Regions from separate parts of the Homo sapiens genome. Here region 1 is linked to region 2. Evidence: read pairs that join two places in POLR2A ChIA-PET (ENCODE). Cell type or tissue: Caco-2. All regions are shown on one strand. Each heading gives the region's core, and the rest is flanking DNA. Links, peaks and the distances in the headings are about the cores only.

Region 1 (4,392 bases), core at 259-4,258, 63 kb before region 2:
TTAAGAATTTAAAGTATGTCCTGGCCAGGTGCAGTGGTTCACGCCTATAATCTCAGCATTTTGGGAGGCCAGGCGGGTGGATCACCTGAGGTCAGGAGTTCAAGACCAGCCTGACCAATAAGGTGAAACCCTGTCCCTACGAAAAATACAAAAATTAGTCGTGCATGGTGGGGTGTGCTAACCTAAATAATTTTATGTACCATTGTAGAAACAAGTTAAAAAGTATATGAAAACTTAGTTATTACTGAATAATTGCCTAGTATTTGTTCATTTAATCTGCTTTTACAGTCCTGGCCTTGAATTCTTCCAGAAGGTATAGTTTTGATTAGTGAAGAATAGCTTGAATATTTTCTTCTACTACCATATTTTACTGATTTTAAGATACGTAATTTTGCAAATTTTGACATCTCTGACAGCTAGATACATCTTATAGTTACTGATATGTCATAATTTAATTGGTAGTTAGCTCTTATTTGTACACAAAATGGTGTATCTTAAAGTTAATGGATCTTAGAATTGATGAAATATGATAGTACACATTCATAGTATCTACACTTCAATCAACTTTACGAGGATTCTGGGAAGGTGGCAGATAGGAAGCATTTGCCTTCCTGCCTGGACAGCAGTTGCACTGGCAGAATCTGACTGATGGAACTATTTTGGGACTCTGGAGTCTAATAAAGGCTTGTGGTTTCCAAGGGAAGGCATAGACAGTAGACTGCGGTTAATACTGGTCAATTTTAGTTCTTAATGCAGTAGCAGCTACTCCGGAGGCTGAGACCGGAGAATTGCTTGAACCTGGGAGGCGGAGGTTGCAGTGAGCCGAGATCACGCCGCTGCACTCCAGCCTGGACGACAGAGCAGGACTCCGTCTCAAAAAAATAAGTAAGTAAGTAAATAAATAAAGTACGTCCTATGGATAGCAGAATGAAAATCTTTAGTAGCTATGAAAAAAGTGTACCTTAAATATAAATGCTCTTTACAGACAGCTTCTCTGGGGTACGGTAATCTTGTTAACATTCATACACAGAAATGTCTGAGCAAGTGGTAACTACCCAGGGGTAGTGGTTTCAGGGGACTTCTCCAATCACTGATATTTCAAGTGGAGTTCCCAAAGTGAAGAGCAGCACTGTAGCATGAAACCGGGTGGCAAGAATCATAAAGTGATTTCTAATTCTCTTTTGCTTCTTCTGGTTAGATCAAAAGAAAGTTTACTGCTTTAAATTCTCATTAACACTTGTAGCAGCCTCCCTTTTTGACTGGAAAAGAAAGCCATGGCTTGCCATTATATGCCATGGGATCCAGCTACAATTTAACAGCATTGTTTTATTTTTATTGTTACATTCTACTTATGACAATTTATATAGGTTTCCCACTTACCATGGTGATGTTAAGTTTCTTTTTAAAATTAATGTATTTTTCAGGTGACTTGATTTAAATAGGAAGATCAAATAAATAATAATTCCGGTGATATACCAATATGGCCAACACACTAAATAAACTACACAGAAACTGGAGAGTAATTAATGCCTTTCATTGGCATGTTAAAAAGAAATAAGGCTCAGCTGATTCCTCTCAGAACATGCTCTAGAAATGAACAAATGAAGCATTTAAACAACTTCTGTTAAAATCCAGCAATATTTTTAAAAACAGGCAATCTAAATCTAATTTTTTCCAGGAGATAACCCACTAAATAGGACAGCACTCGAAGATCATGAAAACATTCCAAGATCCAATTTTATCAGTTTTTTCCCTTTCTTATCCCTTATAAATGGGGTACATTAAGGTCCATAAATAGTGCTAAATCATTAAACTAAACAACAGATTTCTTTTCCTTATGAGAAAGAACCAGTTATAGTGTCGATTCTTTTCTTAGCACCAATAAATAGCTCAAGAACTAAAATAACCCCTTTTGCAAAAATGTAGGGAGTCTATTCCATTTTCTCACAGCAGCCTGCAGGTCACCCTCCTTCTGACTACCCTCCCGTACTCTCAGTAACATGAGCAAAGCTGTGATTCCTCAGCTTCTGAAGAAACAGAGGCTGCAGTGAACCCCAAGTGAGGAAAGGCATGAACTCCCTGCCCTGACCTGAAGTGATCAAAGACTTTGTCATGTCTAAACTAACCTCATTATGTAAGATTCATGAATCTCACACAGGACTTCAGACAGCAACTAACAATCAGAATCTCAAACAAAAATTCACCAGTGTGGTAGCAAACTCACAAGTACCCAAGAGCAATAAAAGTCTTGATAGATCCACGTGGACATTTAGTGAAAATATATGGTCGCAAGGTCTGTGCATCGGCATCCCCGAGTCTAATGCACCAAAGCAGCCACTGGGGAGAGCACACAGCAGCAAACTCAAAGCGCAATGATAAACACAGTGACCAATGAACAAGCCACATGCAGATGTGCCCAGACTTTGCTAAGCACTATGAAAAATAGTTAAAAATAAAAAAGAGTGTCTACTTTACAGAGTTAAAAACAAATACTAGTAATACAAAACTCTATTAACTAAGGGCAACCTAAATAGATGCAGTCAGTAACTGCCATTATTTTTCCTGTCTTGTCCTCCTAGAAGGCACTGCTCTGTTTTGGTTCTTTTTTTGGTTGGTTGTTTGTTTGTTTGAGATGGAGTCTCGCTGAGTCACCCAGGCTGGAGTGAAGTGGCCCCATCTCAGCTCACTGTAACCTCCGCCTCCCAGGTTCAAGCGATTCTCCTGCTTCAGCCTCCCGAGTAGCTGGGATTACGGGCACCCGCCACCAAGCCCAGCTAATTTCTGTATTTTTAGTAGAGATGGGGTTTCACCATGTTGGCCAGGCTGGTCTCGAACTCCAGACCTCAGGTGATCTGCTCGCCTCGGCCTCCCAAAATGCTGGGATTACAGGCCTGAGCTACCGGGCCCAGCCTGGTTGGTGTTTTCTAAGAGATGGGGGTCTCACTATACTGTCCAGGCTGGCTTCAAACTCCTGGGCTCGAGTGATCCTCCAACCTTGGTCTCCTGAGTAGCTGGGACAACAGGCATGCCCCACCACACACAGCTTAAAAGAATATAATAACCCTATCTCCTCAAGTGAAATATTGACTTATCCAACTCTTGAACAGTCTCATGTAATACAACTCTTATTTTTTAACATTCTAAGAATTTCTTCAAAAAACGTCATGTTCAGTTGAAACAAACATCTTTTTTTTTTTTTTTTTGAGATGGAGTCTCACTCTGTTGCCCAGGCTGGAGTGCAATGGCGCAATCTTGGCTCACTGCAACCTCCACCTCCTGGGTTCAAGCAATTCTCCTGCCTCAGCCTCCTCAGTAGCTGGGATTATAGTTGCCTGCCACCACGCCCAGCTAATTTTTGTATTTTAGTAGAGATGGGGTTTCACCATGTTGGCGAGGCTGGTCTTGAACTCCTGACCTCAGGTGATCCACCCACCTCGGCCTCCCAAAGTGCTGGGATTACAGGCATGAGCCACTGCGCCCAGCCAAGTTTTTTTTTTAATCTTAAAAAAGTAAAAATATTCTCTGGAATTCAAAAATTTTCGTAATTGCCACAAGTAAACACTCTAAATCTCTAACAAGGTAAGGAACGGTGATTCACACCCACCATAATCCCAGCACTTTGGAAGGCTAAGGCAGGAGAGCTGTTTGAGCCCAGGAGTTCAAAACCAGCCTGAGACAACACGAGACCCCTGTCTCTACAAAAATATAAGGCCAGGCGCAGTGGCTCACGCCTGTAATCCAAGCACTTTGGGAAGCCGAGGCAGACAGATCACTTGTGGTCAGGAGTTCAAGACCAGCCTGGCCAACATGGTGAAACCCCGTCTCTACTAAAAATACAAAAATTAGCTGGGCATAGTGGCAGGTGCCTGTAATCCCAGCTACTCAGGAGGCTAAGGCAGGAGAATCGCTTGAACCCGGGAGGTGGCGGTTGCAGTGTGCCGAGATCACGCCACTGCACTCTAGCCTGGGGGAGAGAGCAAGACTCTGCCTCCAAAAAATAAATAAATAAATAAATAAGCCAGGCATGTTGGTGCACACCTGTAATCCCAGCTACTCAGGAGGCTGATGCAGGAGGACTACTTGAGCCCAGGAGGTTGAGGATGCAGTGAGCTATGGTCATGCCACTGCACTCCAGCCTGGGAGACTCTATCTCAAAAAAATTAAAATAAATCTCTAACAAGTCTACATTAGGCTGTCTCAAATCCTGTATACTTCATTCTTTACATATTCCTTGAAGTATAAGATTTTTTAAAAACACATTACCTATTCCCTAGTAAAAAAGTCCAATGTTTCTCAATAAAAGCACAGATATCTTCTTTCCACCTGAAATAACCTTGACGTCCACTTCCTTCCAGAGACAAGTTGTACATTGCCAACATGACGACCTGAAAC
Region 2 (4,392 bases), core at 107-4,106:
CTCTTAAGGAAGGGGGTGGGGACAGGGAGGAGGAAGGGGTAGAGAGAGGGAGAGAGAGAACCTTCCGGCAGAGGAGGACTTGGAGGTGTTTGCAGTAGGCAGCCGTCATTGTGTAGGGGTGCATGCCACGGGGTTGTGCATGGCATATGGACAGTGTCTGCCACAGGGTGCTGACAACAAATGTCCTGTTCCTTTCCCGCATCCCATCCACCAGGAGTCTTTTCCCATAGCAAGGACTAGGGCCTTCTCTGGCCCATCTAGGAAAGACGCCATTCCTTCTTCCGATAAATGAAGGAGAATATCAAGCCCATAAACACAGAAATAAAACAGTACCCAGAGCTCCCCTTAACATTAAACATACCCAATTTCACAGGGACGGCTCCTGCAAAAGTAAGAAAGGTTTTGCAGGTACAGAGTCCTGGGCCAGAGGCTAAAGCTCTTAAACGGCGTGGTTGACTCATTGGGCAGGAACAGATAAGCTGAATTTGAGACAACTCCACCCAGACCATGTGGAACAGGGTTGGGAAAGGGTAGATATCCAGACAGAACTCCGAGCTGTCACTGGGAGTGGAGTGGCTGGACGCTGCACCAAAATTCCCCACAGATTTTGGCTGCAATGGCAACTCTTTTATTTGTTGATGTACAAATATACAACATCCATGAGTTCCCCAACACGAGTATGACAATTTAACCTCTTTACATGCCCTACTTATCTACTCTATTTCTCCCATTATTTTATTCTTAAATTCTATTAGTTACCTTTGTAACTTTAAAAAGAAGACCTTTATTTCTTTTTCTTGATGCATTAACCATATTTTTAAAAATATATTTTACTTTAAAAAGTATTTTATGGTCTATTTGCTTGGCTCTTGATGTCTGGCTCTTCTGATTTTGTTTTCTTTTTCTCTTTCTTTCCTTCTCTTCTTCCTTCCTTTCTTTCCTTCCTTCCTTCTTGCTTTCTTTCTTTCAGACAGAATCGTACTCTGTTACCTGGGCTGGAGTGCAGTAGTGCAATTTTGGCTCACTGCAACCTCCGCCTCCCGGGTTCAAGCGATTCTCTTGCCTCAGCCTCCTGAGTAGCTGCAACTACAGGTGCATGCCACCACACCCAGCTAATTTTTATATTTTTAGTAGAGACAGGGTTTTGCCATGTTGGCCAGACTGGTCTGGAACTCCTGACCTCAAGTGATCCACCCGCCTCGGCCTCCCAAAGTGCTGGGATTACAGGCATGAGCCACCGTGCCTGGCCTCTGATTTTGTTTTCTTTCAGAAAATATTTTGGCTGGGTGTGGTGGCTCACGCCTATAATACCAGCACTTTGGGGAGGCTAAGGTGAATAGATTGCTTGAGCCCAGGAGTTTGAGACCAGCCTGTACAACATAGTGAGACCCTGTCTCTACAAAAAATACAAAAATTAGCCAGGCATGGTGGTGCTCACCTGTAGTCCCAGCTACTCGGGAGACTTAGGCTTGAGCCCAGGAGGTCAAGGCTGCAGTGAGCCATGATCACGCCTCTGCACTCCAGCTTGGGCAAAAGAGTGAGACCCCGCCTTTCTGTCTGGCAGTAGCCATCAGGTAAGCCACGGTGGGTGCATACAAGTACATCCAGGAGCTATGGAGGGAGAAGCAGTCTGATCTCATGCGCTTTCTTCTCAGGGTCCGCTGCTGGCAGTACTGCCAGCCCTCTGCTCTCCACAGGGCTCCCCAATCCACTTGGCCCCATAAAGTGCGCCGACTGAACTACAAGGCTACATTATATATAGGATTCATGTGTGCGGTGATGGCCAAAAACACCCAGTTCCTAAGGGTGCAACTTACGGCAAGCCTGAACATCATGGTGTTAACCAGCTAAACTTTGCTTGAACCCTCAGTCCATTGCAGAGGAGCAAGCTGGACACCACTGTGGGGCTCTAAGAGTCCTGAATTCTTACTGAGTTGAAGATTTCACATACAAATTTTTTGAGGTTATCCTCATTGATGCATTCCATTAAGCTGTCAGAAGAAATCCTGACACCCAGTGGATCACCAATCAGTCTACAAGCCCAGGGAGACACGTGGGCTGACATCTGCAGGCCGAAAGAGCCATGGCCTTGGAAAGGGCCTTAAGTTCCACCACACTATTGGTGGGTCTCGTCATGCAGCTTGGAGAAAATGTGATAATCTCCAGCTCCACTGTTGCCACTGACATAAGTAAAGTTTAAGTTTGTAAAATTCATACCTAATAAACAATTTAGGACAGTCAAAAAATAAAAATAAAAAATAATGAGACCCTGTCTCACACAAAACAAAAATGCTTTGAAAAGTTTTTTATTGTTATTTTATACAGTAGAGACATACACTACATAATAATTAGCTGATCCTTAATAACTTGGACACTTGAAGGATTTCACTGGTAAACTGGACCTAAATCCTTTTTTTCTGTCTTTTTAAAATTGATATATCATAGTTACACATATTTTGAGAGTACATGTGATATTTTGATACATGCATACAATGTGTAATGATTAAGTTAGGGTAACGAGGATATCCATTACCTGAAACGTTGATCTTTTCTTTGTGTTGGGAATGTTACAATTATCTTCTAGCTATTTTGAGATATACACTAATTATTAACTACGATTTCCCTACTGTACTATTGGACTAGAACTCATTCCTTCTATCAAATTATATTTTTGTGCGTATATCCAACTTCTCTTCACCCCTACTTCCCCCTCCTAAGTCATTCTAAAAAGGTAATTTTTCAAACTTTGTTTTCACTTTATTTTAGATGTGTCTTTGTGTAAGGAGTTTATCGAGTTTTTTGTTTGTTTGCTTGTTTGAGACCGAGTCTCACTCTCTTGCCTGGGCTGGAATGCAGTGGTGTGATCTCAGCTGACTGCAACCTCCACCTCCCAGGTTCAAGCAATTCTCGGGCCTCCGCCTCCAGAGTAGCTAGGACTACAGGTGTGAGCCACTATGCCTGGCCAATTTTTGTATTTTTAGTAGAAATGGGGTTTTTCCATGTTGGCCAGGCTAGTCTCAAACTCCCAACCTCAGGTGATCTGCCCGTCTAGTCTTCCCAAAGTGTTGGGATTACAGGCATGAGCCATCGCGCCTGGACTGTTTGTTTTTAGATGAAGTTTCGCTCTTGTCGCCCAGGCTGGAGTGCAATGGCGTGATCTCAGCTCACCACAACCTCCTCCTCCTGTTCAATCGATTCTCCTGCCTCAACCTCCCAAGTAGTTGGGATTACATGCACGTGCCACCAGGCCCGCCTAATTTTTGTATTTTTAATAGAGACAGGGTTTCACCATGTTGGGCAGGCTGGTCTCGAACTCCTGTCCTCAAGTGATCCACCCGCCTTGGCCTCCCAAAGTGCTGAGATTACAGGTGTGAGCCACATCACCCAGCTAATCAACTGATTTTTAAAATAGGGAGATTATCCTGGAATATCCAGGCAGACCGAATGTGTTCATAAGGATCCTTAAAAGTGGAAGACAGCCTGGGCAACATGACGAGACCCCGTCTCTACAAAAAAATACAAAAATCAGCCAGGGGTGGTGGCACCCGCCTGTAGTCCCAGCTACTTGGGTGGCTGGGGCAGGAGAATCACCTGAACCAGGAGACAGAGGTTGCAGTGAGCCAAGATTGCATCACTACACCCCAGCCTGGGCAACAGAGCAAGACCAAAGAAAGAAAGAAAGAAAGAGAGAGAGAGAAAGAGGCGGGGGGGAGAGAGAGAGAGAGAGAAAGGAAAAAGGAGAGAGAAAGAAAAAAGAAAAGAAAGAAAGAAGAAAGAAAGAAAGAAAGAAAGGAAGGAAGGAAGGAAGGAGGGAAGGAGAGAAGGAGGGAGGAAGGAAGGAAGGAAGGAAGGGAGAGAGGGAGGGAGGGAAGGAAGAAAAAAAAAAAAACAGGGCTCAGTGGCTCATGCGTGTAATCCTAGCACTTTGGGAGACCTAGGTGGGCGGATCACCTGAGGTCAGGAGTTCAAGACCAGCCTAGACAACATGGTGAAACCCCCTCCCTACTAAAAATACAAAAATTAGCCGCGCGTGGTGGTGGGCACCTGTAATCCCAGCTACTCGGGAGGCTGAGGCAGGGAGAATTGCTTGAATCCGGGAGGCGGAGGTTGCAGTGAGCCAAGATTGTGCCACTGAACTCCAACCTGGGCGACAGAGTGAGATTCCGTCTCAAAAAAAAAAAAAAAAAAATGGTGGGAGAGAGAGGCAGAAGAGGAGGTTGGAGTGATGGACACGAGAATTCAGCTTGCCATTGCTGACTTTGAAGATGGAAGGGACCGTGGGCTGAGGAAAGTGGGCAGCCTCTAAAATCTGGAAAAGAGAAGGGCATAGATCCTCCCTTAGAGCCTGCAGAGAGGAATACAGCCTGCTGACCCTTGGATTTTATCCCACTG

Evidence for each region. Peaks named below come from ENCODE experiments on the same cell type or tissue, not always from the same donor. Only the 100,000 strongest peaks of a DNase experiment are listed, where the experiment ranks them.
Region 1: POLR2A ChIA-PET joins it to region 2 with 6 read pairs; 3 of 35 experiments call an interaction of 5 or more read pairs at or near these places.

Annotation. Positions count from the first base shown.
Region 1 is chr20:18,150,814-18,155,205 of GRCh38, reverse strand. KAT14 (lysine acetyltransferase 14) reads right to left here. Exons shown (of 11, transcript NM_001392073.1): 4 at 4,264-4,385. Among named protein-coding and RNA genes, the nearest start is that of PET117, 15 kb to the right of the region's middle. In Caco-2, for the core only: no CTCF peak of the experiment used is centred there; no DNase peak of the experiment used is centred there.
Region 2 is chr20:18,087,908-18,092,299 of GRCh38, reverse strand. It overlaps the pseudogene RPL15P1. Among named protein-coding and RNA genes, the nearest start is that of OVOL2, 32 kb to the right of the region's middle. RefSeq lists an enhancer at 1,238-1,738. In Caco-2, for the core only: no CTCF peak of the experiment used is centred there; a DNase peak (open chromatin) is centred at 2,069.